3 separate regions of the Homo sapiens genome follow, and regions 2 and 3 are each linked to region 1. The links are chromatin loops, found by intact Hi-C in ENCODE. Cell type or tissue: PC-3. All regions are shown on one strand.

Region 1 (5,000 bases):
AATGTTATCCAAGTATTTTAACACAAAGCCTTTTCCAGTTTTTGTTTTCAATGAACTGTTTTCTAATGTTACACAAATAAGATGCAATGTCTTATCAGAAAAAAATCCACAAAGCACTGGCATTCTTAATTTCTATTACTAATTTCCTTTTTGGTGCACAGCGGTTTGGTTTTATTAGGTGTACATATTTTTAGTTACTTTATTCCTGGAAGTGGAACAATTTATTTTGGAGACATGAGGCCCAGAAGAAAATATTAGAAAAATGCAAAGCAGAAAGTATAGAAAAGTTTAAGATGATTATTATTATGCACAAAGAAAGTAAAGGGGGAAGTTGCTCCAGAACTATCTTCAACAACTTGAAGGAATATTTTAGGAGGGCCCTGGGTACAGAGAAGACAGACGAGAGGAAGCGGAGTTGAATTACAGAAAAGTGATATTTAAAGAACACTCTCCAACCAGCATAGATGCAGAAGCAGTCATGCAGATGACTCGAGAGGTCAGGAGATCTCCCAAACCCTCTGTTTCTTAAAGACTCGTGAAATCACCTTTAGCTTTAGAAGGAGAGGGGGAGACTTAGGATATTACTATGCCAGTGGAGAGGGCCAGCACTGGTTAAAATCCTGGAGACTTCTTACTAGGATTTCTTTCTACCTTACTATACAGTGAAACATTTTTAGGCTTGTCATAAAGAAAACAGCAAACATGGTTGATATTTCTTCTTTTGACATGGGTCAAGCTTCCTGACTTCCTCAAACCAATAAAAAGATGATGATGATGATGATGATGATTTGAGACAGGGTCTGGCTCTGTCACCCAGGCTGGAGTGCAGTGGTGAGGTCTCGGCTCACTGCAACCTCTGCCTCCCAGATTCAAGCAATTCTGCCTCAGCCCTCTGAGTAGCTGGGATTACAGGCATGTGCCACCACACCTGGCTAATTTTTGTATTTTTAGTAGAGACGGGGTTTCACCGTGTTGGCCAGGTTAGTCTCAAGCTCCTGACCTCAGGTGATCCACTTGCCTCCGCCTCCCAAAGTGCTGGGATTACAGGCGTTAAGCCACCACATCCAGCCTAAAAAGATTTTTAAACAAGACAAAATTGTTACTGCTATTAAATGTATCTGGTAACTGATTCCAATAGTATTTCAATTAATGCTTTGGAACAATAAGCATTTTTAGTGCTTTTGAGAGTGTGAAGAAAGGGAGAGTGAAGAGTGACTTGCCGCAGGGCTGCTGCCTGGAGACCCAGTGATCTGTGGGAGTAACACAGTTCCGACTTCTGCACTCTGGAAAGCAGGAGTCAGTTTCAGATGTAGGCAATTTACATTTATAGACCAGGTCAAGCAAATTGGACAGTTTAAGTGAGCACTGAATGAATGGGAACATAAATATGTTGGGGCCTATAAATGGTCATATTTATGGAGTGCAGTAAAATCCGTATCTCTCCCCACTTGGAGAAATCTCGCCAACTGGATTGAAAGCAGTGGTCACGATACTGAGTGCTGAAACCACAGGAGAGGCAAACTCTGCTCTTGATATTGAACTTCCAACGTCTGTTGTACTATTTCAGATGCACTTGAATATTCACTATCCCATGGTAGAGAATGGGTAATAGGTGCTAAGAAATGTCAAAAACAACAAAACACAAATAAACAAAGAAACAAAACGCCCCAAACCAAAAAGCAAACCACTTCCTTTTGAACTCATTCATAAATCTCCAAAATCTATACCAGACTGCCAAACTCAGCCTAATTTTTGAGAAAATATACTCCATATGTCATTTGATAGGAAGAGAAAGATTAAGCCAACTCCAAGTAATAAAAAATGGGTAACCAGTCCCACGGCACAGCACTCACTGCTGTTTTATTCATTACGGTGGGTCCTGTTTGGTAGTCTTAGAAGCGAAACTGAAGATTGGAGCTTGGTTTACTTTACAATCCAAGTGTTGGAATACATTTAGCCTTCCAATTACAGGAAGCACAGTCCTCCAGTTGTTGAACTCTAGTGTGAGCTAGCATTGTGGTGTCTGAGTCATGAGTAGGGAGCAAGCTCACTAAGCCAGAAGTCTTTCTAAAAGATGACTAGAGAAATCCAAGAGCAGATCGTCTCCGCCTGTTTGTGTGTCATGGTAAGAAAACACTACCTCCCTACGGAAATATTCTGACATTGTTGCTTTGTCTCCAACTCACTGGAGATTCCAAGATTCCAAGAATAAAGAAAAGTTGGGATTCTGATCATTGATGTGTATCAAATTTTCACACTCCCTTAATTAATTTCGCCATGAGCTATTGATCTCAGCAAACTTCAACACTGATTGTTTTCCCACCACTAAGAAGTAGGTTAAGGGCAGTTTAAGTGCTCTAGTTTTTACTGAGTGATAAAATCATGCTATGCCTAATTGACTAAAATGAATTAGAAACTCTGTTTTTTGTTTTTTTTTTTACTTTTTATATGCAAGTAATTTCAAAATAGAGAAAAAAGTTGCGAAAATTAAGAATAGTACGAAAGAACCACTGATTGTTAAGATTCTGGGTGATCCATTTTATGTCCACATGGTGACTCGCAAAATTGAATTAACCCTGCTCCTTCTGATTTGGGGCTATCTGTCATATAGACTTGTAGACAAAAGCACCATCATTACTAGTTTTACATTGTTTGGTATGACAGAACCCAAACCATTCTCTTGCACTGGTCATTGATTTTTCCCTGTTTTCAACAAATTATTAAATCTAAATCCTATGCTTAGTGAAATACTATTTGGGCAGCCCACTGCTAGCAGCTTGGCTGACTTCACACATATTATGAGGCTGAACTTTGGGCCTAAGTGCTAAACTGAATACAATTTTAGGTCTTTCCATTCAGAGAAAAATACATGAACACCATAACGGGCCTAAGATTTCCTGGCTTTGGCTCTTGCACTCCATCTTCTGGCCAAAAGTTGGTCTTGAGAGGTTTAAACTGAATACACCCATTGTTACAATCAGTTACATAACATAGAGCCGTTGGAGCATTAGATTGATTTCAGCAAAAGAAATGCATGAATGTTATACCCATGAAAATGTACTACCTCCATAGAAAAAAGCAATTTACAGGATCAGAAGGAAGATGACTACAAAGCGAAAATGACATCCTGTGCTTTCCTGGAATGCCGATCTGTGATGCCCACATCAGGAGTATGCAGGCCAAGGTTTTATGGCCAGGTGACACAGGCAGAGAAGAAAGAGGTGGGGGGAACACTGGGGGGCAGGTGGGGGTGGGGTTAGGCACAGGGAGCCATGGTCTGATTATTGCGATTTTACTTTACATTTTAGGTAACTTTTCTCCAAGTCACCAGCTCTGAGATCTACGCATCTTGAAGACAAGAACTGAGTTCAGTTCATCTTCGTATCATCCACAGACCACACAGTTTCTTGTTGAATGAGTGAATTAAGAATGAGCCACTAATGTATTCACTTTTTAAAAAAAAATGTGCAGCCATGCTATTTAAACTAATCTGACACACAAATATTAAATTTAGAAATGTATCTAGAAATATGTCTATGTAGTCACATTTTTCTATTTGCTCCTGAGATGGAACCTATTTGTGGAAACAAATGATCTATTTAGATTTCTAATTATTCTAGACCTGGAGGGGGCTATAATGAGTACATGGTTTAAATCCAAAATTAACAGTTATCTTTTTAGTTTTTAAAAATCATCATAAACAATTCTACAGATCCTATCTATAGATTCCATATACTTTGGCCTCTTCTGGGTTTAACAATATTTGCAACATACTCTTAAAAGAGGTGAAATAATTGTCATGATGCCATGGTAGTGACTGTCTCAACAGTGAGAAACATGAAGGTTTTGGATAACTGAAGCAACAACGCATGGAGACAGGTTTCTACACAACATCAAGTTTAAATCTCCCAGGGACTAGGATCCTTTTTGCATAGATATTCCCTGTCCTTAACCTCATCTATACTTTGACTCAAGAAGCTTTGCTGATAAGTTTCACTGAGGGTTAAAATACAATGCAGGGCCAGGCATGGGGCTCACACCTGTAATCCCAGTGCTTTGGGAGGTGGGCTCTTGATCTCAGGAGTTTGAGGCCAGCCTGGACAACATGGTGAAACCCCATCTCTACTAAAAATACAAAAATTAGCTGGGTATGGTGGCTTATGCCTGTAATCCTAGCTACTTGGGAGGCTGAGGCAGGAGAGTCACTTGAACCTGGGAGGCAGAGGTTGCTGTGAGTGGAGATCGTGCCACTGGACTCCAGCCTGGGCAACAGAGCGAGACTCCATCTCAAAAAAAGAAAAAAAAAATACAGTGCAGTGTTATAACTAATTCTGACCAAAGGGAAAAATAGTGAAAAAGAAGACCTGCCATTTATCAAAGACCTACTGTGCGCCCAATATTCTCTACATACATCGCTCATTTCATCTTCTAAGCACCATTTGGGGTCATAGAGACACCCAGAGCTCAGCTTTGGCCTCGTGTTCAGCTGAAATCCTGCTGTCTGCCTTTGCTTCCTCTCTGGAAACCTGCTTTATGTCACCCCTGAACTTGCATCAGATCAATGGTCATCTACTTGCATAGGTTACCAGTGTATCTAATCATTATAAGAACATCACTGATACAAAGATGGTGTGACATTTTAATTTGTTGTTAATATTATAATACAGTTTTCACTTTTAAATATAGATAAACATTCAACATGAAACTTGGAGTGAAAAACCTCCTGTAAGTGTTTAGAGATTGGAATTCTATCAGTCAGTCAAAGTATGAATTCATACTTCTTCTTCTTCTCATTATTATTATTATTATTATTATTATTATTATTATTATTATTTTGAGACAGAGTCTCACCCTGTCGCCCAGGCTGGAGTGCGTTGGTGTGATCTCAGCTCACTGCAGCCTCCACCTCCCAGGTTCAAGCCATTGTCCTGCCTCAGCCTCCCGAGGAGCTGGAATTACAGGTGCCCACCACCATACCAGGCTAATTTTTTGTATTTTTA
Region 2 (5,000 bases), 230 kb before region 1:
ATATCCTGGCACTTGGCTCTGTAGTTGTTTTTATATCAGTCTTGCCTAATCGGTTAGAATCATAGACTACTTGAAGGCATGAATAACAGCCCACATTTTATCTATTTATTTATACATCTCTCATTACTTCAAAAAATGATTTGAACATGTTTCTTTTATATGATTGTGTTTTGACCTTGGTCAAGGTGGTAGACATCTGATTAAGGAGGGTCAATAATTTATGAACTCAGAACACACAGAACAGAGGACTTTTTGTTGTTGTTTTTAATTTATGATTTATATCTCTTTGAAAGTCCGGCAAAGACACATCGTATTTCTCAAATCAACTTTAGAGAAAAACAAGAGTGTGAAGCTGAGACTCCTCCAGTCAATGAGAAAGTTTTGATACCAAACCTATTAAATGCAAATTAAATCTATTTTTCTATGAACATGTGCATATTATCTCTGAAAGTAGATGTATGCCTTAAATATAAATTTTCCTTACAATATGGATTTCTGTGATATCGGGAATCTATGTTTTATAAAGGAACAACTGCTGCAGTCCCTGTGGCTCATGATTCCTTAGCAGCTGTGTCCAGCTGGTGGTCCACATTCCCGCTACTTCTTCAGTGAATGGAAACATTTAGGTCAATATTGATATAAAACTTCATGAGCTTTCTTCTCTTTCAGCTTTGGTTCGCCTTTGTTAATGGATTTTCTGGGCAGATTTTATTTGAACGTTGGTGCATCGGCCTGTACAATGTGGTAAGCATTCTTCATCTCTATCTGATAGCATGCAGAACTTAGAACTTCAGTGACATTCCTTCACTGTTTATGTCTGGGAAGTGTATCTGAGTCAATCATCTGTATACTTAGCAGGCAGCACAAATACATCTTTGGGCCCTTTGTTGCTGTGAAACATCCTGCAGAAGCCCAAACTCTCCACACATGGTTTCAATCATAGCAGATCATTCCTGAATAACCCCTTGAAATTATTAACCCATATATCTTGATAATAGACCCTTGTTACCCCCTTACTACATGCCTGTGCAACACTTTCGTGTTTTTAGCTCAAGTACAAATTTCTGAACTACACCTAAACTCATTCCGCTTCATTATTTTTGTTCTGAATTCTTAAACATAGATACAAATGTACAGTGTGTGATCTGGTGTCCGTTCTGTCCTTCCTGAAAGGGTATCTGTCCTTGTGGAAGAACATTTTCTTCTGCAGTTAGAGCTAAAATAATGAATTCTGACTTCCAGCTACTGTGGAGGATGGTAATCAGCTCATCTGGTATTTTTTATGATTTTCAAGTTCCTTTTTTATTACTTTTTATAACTATGATGAATTCAGAAGCTAGAAATAAATATAAACTGTAGCTAAAATGGCTCAGTAGCTGCTTAGCTTTCTTGCTTTTTGTTTCACTGGCAGGAAGAACTAAGGGGCATGTAGAGCACTCTAGAGACCCTAGAATGGCCCATTTTTTGAGTTGTTCTCTCACTTGCCTTCAATCCTAACTCTGCTCCGTGGGAATTTACATTCTGAAGCAGCCATCATAAATAAATGTAGATGGAAGTTACCAGACATACAATAATAAAACCTATGGTGCTATAAATCCACTGGTGGCTAGATATTTAAGTCTTCCATGCTTTCACCCCCCTTTATTGAATAACCTCAGTGCTGGGTGCTGATGTAAAATGCTGAATGCAGTAGTTTGCCCTGGCCCTGTGTAGCTTGCAGGTTAAGAGGGTCAAATGTGTGGATTCAGACACCTCCAAGGAGGACTGGGTCCAGATCTTGAGTTGAAATTGTGTTGGTGAGTCAGTAACTGTGTTAACTTGCTGCAAAGTCACTAGCACATTTCCTCCTGATACTGATGCCCTAAAAGACAAAGATTAGGAGTGGTAAGAACAGGACAGAATTGATGTCCATTCCCTCCTGTGCTAAAAAAGCTACTCTGACTACCTACCCATGGATGGGGGCTCCAGGGCCTCCCCTTTGTGTACTAAGGGGAGATCACAGATTGCTAACTCTGTACCTCCTGAAACTATTTTAAGTAGGTTAAAGCTATGCAACCATTTCGGGGAAATATGCAGAATGCTCCACGATTATTCAGTGCTTGAAAGGGTCAGGTATCAATGGAGCTGACACTTCACACAAACACATGCCACATCCCTATTTTAGAAACAAAATGCTGAGACCTAGGAGAGATTTTGTTGTAGAGCCAAGGACAGGTGTGGTATATATATATATATATATATATATATATATATATATATATATATATATATATCACCTGCTTATAGTATGAGTGGATTTTAGCTTGATTTCTATGCTCAGGGCATGAGGGCTGGATTCTTTTCTTAGCTCCATGCAGTCTTGGCCAATTCAAATTAATCCAACAGATTTTATTGAGTGCCTACTACAGATAAGATGCTGACAGGCTAGAGGGCAGTGTTGGTCAAAATAAGGCCCACAGACCATTTGCAGGAGAATAACTAGGGTTTATTTGAAAAATGCAGATTCCTGAGCCCCACCCCAGATTAACAAAGAGAATCTCAGACATATTGCAGTTTTTGCAATTTTTTTTTTTTTTTTGAGACTGGGTCTTGTTCTGTCACCCAGGCTGGAGTGCAGTGGTGCCATCACTACTCACTGTATCCTTGACCTCCCTGGCTCAAGCAATCCTCCCACCTCAGCCTCCTTAGTAGCTGGGACCATGGGCAAATGCCACCACAGCCAGCTAATTAAAAAACATTTTTTTTGTGGAAATGGGGTCTCGCCATGTTGCCCAGATTGGTCTCAAACTCCTGGGCTCAAGCAGTCCTCCCTCCTAGGCCTCCCAAAGTGGTAGGATTATAGTCATGAGCCGCAAACTTTTCTAGTTATTGTTATGCATGACCCTAGGGTTGAGATTATATTTTATGCAGTTTTTCTGTCCCCTAAACTATACAGAGAGTACACTGTGATAGAAAAGTGTATTTCAAGGTGAAAGGGTCTAGGTTACCACTGAGTCCACAGTGCAGGCATTGAAGTGGGCTGCCAGTGAGTGCTGGCAGTTGGGATGGAATGGTCAAGGATCTGCCAGGTGAACTCCAATGTGCCACTGGGCTCTGGACTTGCTCATACTGGAGGGGCCAAACCTTCTGGGAACATGGAGATTTGCCCCCATGAAAATTGTTTTGGTGACATTTGTATAAAATAAATAGAAATATAGAGAAAAGTTACAAAAAAGGTACAAAGAACTACTATTTACCCTTCACCCAGATTGAACAGTAATTAGCATTTCCACCAATTGCATTCTCTTTCTCCATACTTGTACGCATGCACACATGCCTACACTCATGCACACACTAGTGAATGCATTTATTTCTGACCCAGTGGGGTATTACAAACATCATGTCGCTTTCCTGCTTAACACTTTAGTCAATAGTAGCAAGAGCTTCCTCTTATACAACCGAAGTATAATGATCAAATCTGAAACATTTAACATGGATTTAATACTATTATCTAATTCATCTTAATCCATATTCCAGTTTTGCTATTCTTGCTCCAATAATGCCCTATTTAGCAACTTTTCCAGTCCAGGATCATTCTAGAGACTGCCTGCAAGAGAACATTTGTGATGTGGAAGGCATTTGCTAGTGATCCTCCTCTTCTGGGCTGGGTTCTCCGCTGTCATTTTCTTCATGCAGTATTTCTCTCCTGCTTTTTCTTCTAAATGTACTCTTTGTTTGATTCCGCAAGTCAGCTAAAGTAGCAAGTCGTTGTTCCTCAAACTAATTTTCTTTTTTTTTTTTTTTTGAGATGGAGTCTAGCTCTGTTGCCCGGGCTGGAGTGCAGTGGTGCAATCTCAGCTCACTGCAAGTTCCACCTCCCGGGTTCACGCCATTCTCCTGCCTCAGCCTCCCAAGTAGCTGGGATTACAGTCGCCCGCCACCGCGCCCGGCTAATTTTTGTATTTTTAGTAGAGATGAGGTTTCACTGTGTTAGCCAGGATGGTCTCAATCTCCTGAACTCGTGTTCCACCCGCCTTGGCCTCCCAAAGTTCTGGGATTACAGGCATGAGCCACCACACTCAGCCTCTCAAACTAATTTTCATAACAAGTTAATAGCATTAAAACAGACTTGAGGCCGGGCGTGTTGGCTCACACCTATAATCCCGGCACTTTGGGAGGCTGAAGCAGGTGGATCACCTGAGGTCAAGAGTTCGAGACCAGCCTGGCCAACATGGTGAAACCTCATCCCTACTAAAAGTACAAACATTAGCTGGGCGTGACGGTGTGCACCTGTAATCCCAGCTACTTGGGAGGCTGAGACAGGAGAATTGCTTGAACCCGGGAGGCGGAGGTTGCAGTAAGCTGAGATCACACCACTGCACTCTAGCCTGGGCAACAGAGCAAGACTCTGTCTCAAAAACAACAATAACAACAAGAAACAGGCTTCTTCCTAAGTAATGAATGAATGCTGTCCCAGAAGATTTTCATTATATCCATAGTCAATTTCTTTATTTTTTTTTATTTTTTTTGAGACAGAGTTTCACTCCTGTTGCCCAGGCTGGAGTGCAATGGCGCAATCTTGGCTCACTGCAACCTCTGCCTCCCGGGTTCAAGCAATTCTCCTGCCTCAGCCTCCCGAGTAGCCAGGATTACAGGTGCGCACCACCACGCCTGGCAAATTTTCTGTATTTTTAATAGAGACGGGGTTTCACCATGGCCAGGCTGGTCTTGAACTCCTGACCTCAGGTGATCTGCCTGCCTCGGCCCCCCAGAGTGCTGGAATTACAGGCGTGAGCCACTGTGCCTGGCTCATTTTGTTTTGTGGGTAGAATGAGACTAAAAATACCACGAAGGACCAATGCTGCTAGGATCAAATGGATTTCAGCTAAATTTTATGTCTTTTATAATGCAGAGAACACTCTAGTATTATTTGACCACTTGCAGAAAATGAATCCTGTTGTCAAGCCAGCATCGTTTGAGGAAGAAAACTGTAGGCCAGTCTCACTTATAAACATAAATAC
Region 3 (5,000 bases), 290 kb before region 1:
TTACCCCAGCCTTCTTTCTGCACTTTATCATGCCCTGCCAATTTCCTTTCCCTTCTGTAAAAGCAGATTTTACAGAAAATTCCCTTGCCAGCCCTAGGTTGTATATGATGTACCATAAAGCAAAAGGAGGTCTGTGCTGGTTTTCTGATTTATTGGAAAGACATTTCCGAAGACCCCTGTAACTAGACTGACTTCCTTTATCATTCAGCAGGGCACACGTACCCCCGAGGAGTTTGTGCAGATGCCTCCCACTTAGCAGAGTGATTACAAATAGGCTGTGTTTTAAGTTAGTTTTCTGTTGTATATTTCATCTGAGAAGTTGGCAAATACTTGAAAGCCACAAGCTACTGTTTTCTGAAAGCTTCTTTGCACATGAGCATAAAATGGATGTATTGAATTTGGAGATCGTCCAGTAACTGTCCTTTTAATGCAGCGGAATGTAGATTACAGCTGTTTCCTCTGGAAAGACATGCATAGCTCTGATTTCCCTCTCTTTTCTCACAGAGTGTCTCCTCTGCAGAAGTCTGAGATAGTGGATGTGGTGAAGAAGCGGGTGAAGGCCATCACCCTCGCCATCGGAGACGGCGCCAACGATGTCGGGATGATCCAGACAGCCCACGTGGGTGTGGGAATCAGTGGGAATGAAGGCATGCAGGCCACCAACAACTCGGATTACGCCATCGCACAGGTCAGCAGCTTGGGCGTCCAGCTGCCCTGTCCTGTTGAGAGATGATAGCTGGGCATGAGGACCTGGCGTTTAACCTTCAGTGCATCTCCAAACCTCTGCCACCCCTCTTGAGGTTGCTGTCTAGATGAAACCCCGGGGATATTTGGAATTCTCTGTAGTTGTGATCTTGTGCAGTTTGGAGGCCCTGTCCTGCTGATTGGATTTCTCTGGCCAGCTATGGGGTTGGCCAAGCTGCTCTGTGATCCAGGCAAGGTGCTGCTCCTGGCAGATAGGTCTCTGATCTTGCTAATAATAACCTCTCACCTTCAGCTTCTGCATCTGCTGCATGGCTTTTTCTGCTGCATTGCCTGCTGAAGCACAGCTGTGCTCATGACAGCCTTTCTCTATAATCCTGTTCCAGTCTCACTCCTCCCAAAGGTGTTGGGACACCCCCTGGCTAGGTGCTTAAGGTCAGGGAGAAGCAGTGATTACAGCTGTCGCCTTCTCTGTAGTTATGAGAGGGGTGCTGTCCAGGACCACCCCTGTGAGGTGAATTGCCAAGAGCACGAGCTGGGTTTGGGCCATAATGACCCCATGGTCAGTAGCAATCAGCCTCCTGCAGTTAGGCCAAGTTCAGTCCAGCGGAGGCTGATCCGAGCCTCGCATGCCAGGGCTCCTGATGTGCTGTACTGCACTGGTGGCCTGAGGATGAAAGAAAGGTCCACTCCGTAATGATAGCCCAAAGGTGAAGGAAGATAGCCAATTTCCTAACCCGTAGGGTGCATATCTGAGACCACCTTTGCAAAATTATGACTGAGACAGTGGAAGAGATCTAACTTAACCGACTCCATCTTGCTTCTAACCTCCAAGCTGTCCTTGTTCATTTCTGGGCGTAAGCTGAACTAACTTTGAGAGAAACTCAGTTTATACTTTATAGTTTAAACAAAGATGGTAACAGCCCTTTCCCAAAGCAGACCTCCTTGCCTGGGGACTAGACTAACATTAGCCACAGGATTTGAAATATGGCTTAGGAGTCATGCAGCTGGAGGCTACGAGATTCTGACCTTCTTAAACTGCTCCTAAGATCAGTGCTTGAGATATTTTGCAGACCCTGCACTTGATGGATCAGCTGGCACCACTCAGATCAATAAACTGGCTCATCTAATCTTGTGGCTCCCCACCACCCAGGAACTGACTGAGCTCAAGAAGACAGCTTTGACTCCCTATGATTTCTTCCCTGACTGATCAGCATTCCCGGCTCACTGGCTACCCCCACCCACCAAGTTATCCTTAAAAACTCTGCTCCCCGAATGCTTGGGGAGACTGATTTGAGTAATAATAAAACTCCAGTCTCCCTCACAGCCGGCTCTGCATGAATTACTCTTTCTCTACTGCAGTTCTTCTGTCTTGATGAATCGGCTCTGTCTAGGCAGTGGGCAAGGTGAATCCCTTGGGCGGTTACATATCTAGATGATTTGGCCTGCTGGATCACCCAGAAAACCTAGACATCACAGCGAATGCAGGGCCTGTCCCTCTGTCTCCAGATTGCGATACATCATGAATAGATGCCTGCTCATCGGCTGGGTAGCAGGAATTCCCTTGTGTTTCTACGGTGTTGAGGTGTTTGAAGAATGTGTTCACCTTAATCACATGAACACAAGGAAAAATGGCTACACACCCCTTCAACCTGAAATCAGGTGCTGCATATAAAATGTGAAGGAGCTTCCTATAGCCCCAGGGCTTCAGGCCAGTCCTTTGCAGTTCTGGGGCTCCACCTCTCCAAAGCGGGGGCTCTGTGTTAGATCACCTCTCAGGTTTCTTCTCAGCTCACAGTTCTGCAGATGCAGGGAGAAATTACAAAATCCTCCTGGCTCTGAAAAGTGCATGCAATCAATCTTCTTCCTTTGCTGATTTCAAATAAATCCTCAAGATAATTTCTGAAGTAGGTAAGAGAAGGAATCTTGACTTTATAGGTGGGAAAACCGGGGTTCCTTCGTATCAGGTGACTTACATCAGGTCCAAGCAAGCAAGCATCTTGGGGTCAGAAAACAACGGACCTGAGTGTGAACTTGGGGGCCGGCCCCACGCACACCTGCCTGTTTACTTTCCTGAGTCAAATGCTTTGAGGCCTGTGGGACTCGCACTTCCTGTAGTCTGTCAGCAACTATAGATGTTATACACCCCAGCATTATTAAATACTTGAGTTATAACATCATATGGCTGGAAGGGATCTTAAGAGGTTTCCTAGGAGTTCCAGGCAAATATTTGTCTGTCTTTTTCTTTAAAATGTCTAGGGAAGGGAGATCCCATGACCTGCTTTACTGGAACTGCATAGGAATAGGATGTGTTATCCAGAGCAATTGCTCTCTTCAAATTAAAAGTGTCAAAGAAGGGTGGAGCAGGGAGCGAGGCTTTAAAACGCCATTGGGGGTTTTCTTGCCCCTCCAGCATCATAGTCACTTCTGCCAAAGGAACTGATGCAGCCCACATGTTTCTGTGCACCCTCATTTCTCCTGTCCATGGTCCTATTGCCGATTAGGTGGGGATGCTGTTACTTCAGGGCAGGTTCCTGCTAACCTCATAACCTTTGCACCAACCAACATGCTGCCTCTACCTTAGTCACCATGCCAGAAAAGCCACAGCTTGATGAATTTCTTTGCCTCTCTTGAAATGGTAAACATCTCTGGTTGTTTATCGCCTTGGGCTTTATCTGTTCATTTTAATGTGGATGCATTTTTTTTATTACGCTTCGGAGGAAGTACCCTCAGGGTTATTATACTCAGAAAGAAAAAAATGTTAGCTCAAAGACTTACCTTGGGAAAGTTACGAAGTGGGCAAAGCTCTGGTTCTATTTCTTCCCTGCCTACCTTGTGCTTTTATGCACATGGGCAGCCCAAGACCGAGCGCCGTCCTTTTTCAGCTGCCTTGTCCTGAGCAACCTTGCTGCCGTCGCTGAGTCATGGTGCTCCCCTAGCCCTTGGCTTTCCATTCTCCTCGGGAGAATCATTCCTGCCCCCTGCCCTCCTAATGTTTTCAGAACGACCTCATGATGACAGCATTTTGATTTAGAATATACATTTTTTTTTCCTGAAAACAAATCACTGTAGTGCTCAAGTTGAGGCATTCAGGATGACTCAAGCAGATGTTTTCTGTGCCCATTGAAGTTTAACATCAGGGGGTCCCGGTCAAATACAAACTTCCTTTTTATTTGTTTAGCTAGTTATTTTATGATTTCCCATTCCCCTTTGGAATCCTTAATGAGCCTTTATGGGGAGTTTTATTTTTCCATGTGCACCTACTTCTGCCACTTCGAAGCGATGATTTAGATTCCGAATGCGTGGTGAGCCCCGCGCCTTCCCCTCACCTCCTGGAAGAACATGCTGAGCTGGGACTCCACCTAGGATGGAGTCCTTTCTTTAGTGCTAATGGAGATTATTATGCAGTTTCCTCCTGAAAATTTTTTGTTTAAGTATTGTATTTTCAGTCTGGTCATTTCTTTTCTATTGAGAGTTACATTTAATTAATTAATTTATTTATTTATTTATTTATTTATTATTTTTTTTATTCAGAGTTTCACTCATGTTGCCCAGGCTGGAGTGCAGTGGCTGGATCTCGGCTCACTGCAGCCTCCGCCTCCGCCTCCTGGGTTCAAGTGATTGTCCTGCCTCAGCCTCCTGAGTAGCTGGGATTACAGGCACCCAACACCACGTCTGACTACTTTTTGGATTTTTAGCAGAGACGGCGTTTCACCACGTTGGCCAGACTGGTCTTGAACTCCTGGCCTTAGGTGATCTGCCCGCCTTGGCCTCCCAAAGTGCTGGGATTACAGGTGTGAGCCACTGTGCCCAGCTGAGAGTTACGTTTAATTTCCAAAGTCATCTGAAATTAATAAGAAGTATATAACTGCAAAAGAATTTCTAATGTCCTGGGCATTCTCAATACAGCCTGCTTGTCTCTCCTAGTAGTGTAATAGGTTTCAAGCTTGTGGACTTACTGACACTCTGACTTAGAACAGGAGGCATTAAGGTTTTCATGCAAGGGAACTAAGAGGGAACTCAAATCCAGTGTAAGGCATATCAAATGTGTAGAAACGTGATGTAAACAGGGTTGCAGCTAACGGCACATTTATGCCAGAGCAGGACACCACGCACCAGACCAGAGAAACTCGTTTCCCTCCCTCCAGCGCAAGGTTTACACTTTTTGGGACCTTTATGAAACGGCACACAGAAGGCAAAGCCAGGCTAAGGGGTGGCTGAGGAGATACGATCTGAGTGGTGTCCAGAGACCCCCTCCCCCAGTGAGGATTCCTGAATGTTACTGGATTATCTATGGC

Evidence for each region. A loop is a pair of places that touch in the nucleus more often than their neighbours do. Peaks named below come from ENCODE experiments on the same cell type or tissue, not always from the same donor. Only the 100,000 strongest peaks of a DNase experiment are listed, where the experiment ranks them.
Region 2: a loop joins it to region 1, with 8 times the contacts of the local background. A loop is called at or near these places in 25 of 110 quality-filtered maps.
Region 3: it touches region 1 in a loop (3-fold over the local background); 3 of 110 quality-filtered maps call a loop at or near these places.

The regions. Positions count from the first base shown.
Region 1 is chr13:26,060,115-26,065,114 of GRCh38, forward strand. No RefSeq gene overlaps it. Among named protein-coding and RNA genes, the nearest start is that of LINC00415, 3.1 kb to the left of the region's middle. In PC-3, CTCF peaks have their summits at 2,134 and 2,927 (motif pointing left); DNase peaks (open chromatin) are centred at 2,057 and 2,927; H3K27ac peaks cover 1,341 bases.
Region 2 is chr13:25,827,449-25,832,448 of GRCh38, forward strand. It overlaps ATP8A2 (ATPase phospholipid transporting 8A2), which reads left to right. Exons shown (of 37, transcript NM_016529.6): 28 at 670-744. Among named protein-coding and RNA genes, the nearest start is that of SHISA2, 220 kb to the right of the region's middle. In PC-3, a CTCF peak has its summit at 2,446; no DNase peak of the experiment used is centred here.
Region 3 is chr13:25,768,542-25,773,541 of GRCh38, forward strand. ATP8A2 (ATPase phospholipid transporting 8A2) reads left to right here. Exons shown (of 37, transcript NM_016529.6): 26 at 505-688. Among named protein-coding and RNA genes, the nearest start is that of SHISA2, 280 kb to the right of the region's middle. In PC-3, no CTCF peak of the experiment used is centred here; DNase peaks (open chromatin) are centred at 2,880 and 3,440; H3K4me3 peaks cover 760 bases; H3K27ac peaks cover 1,587 bases.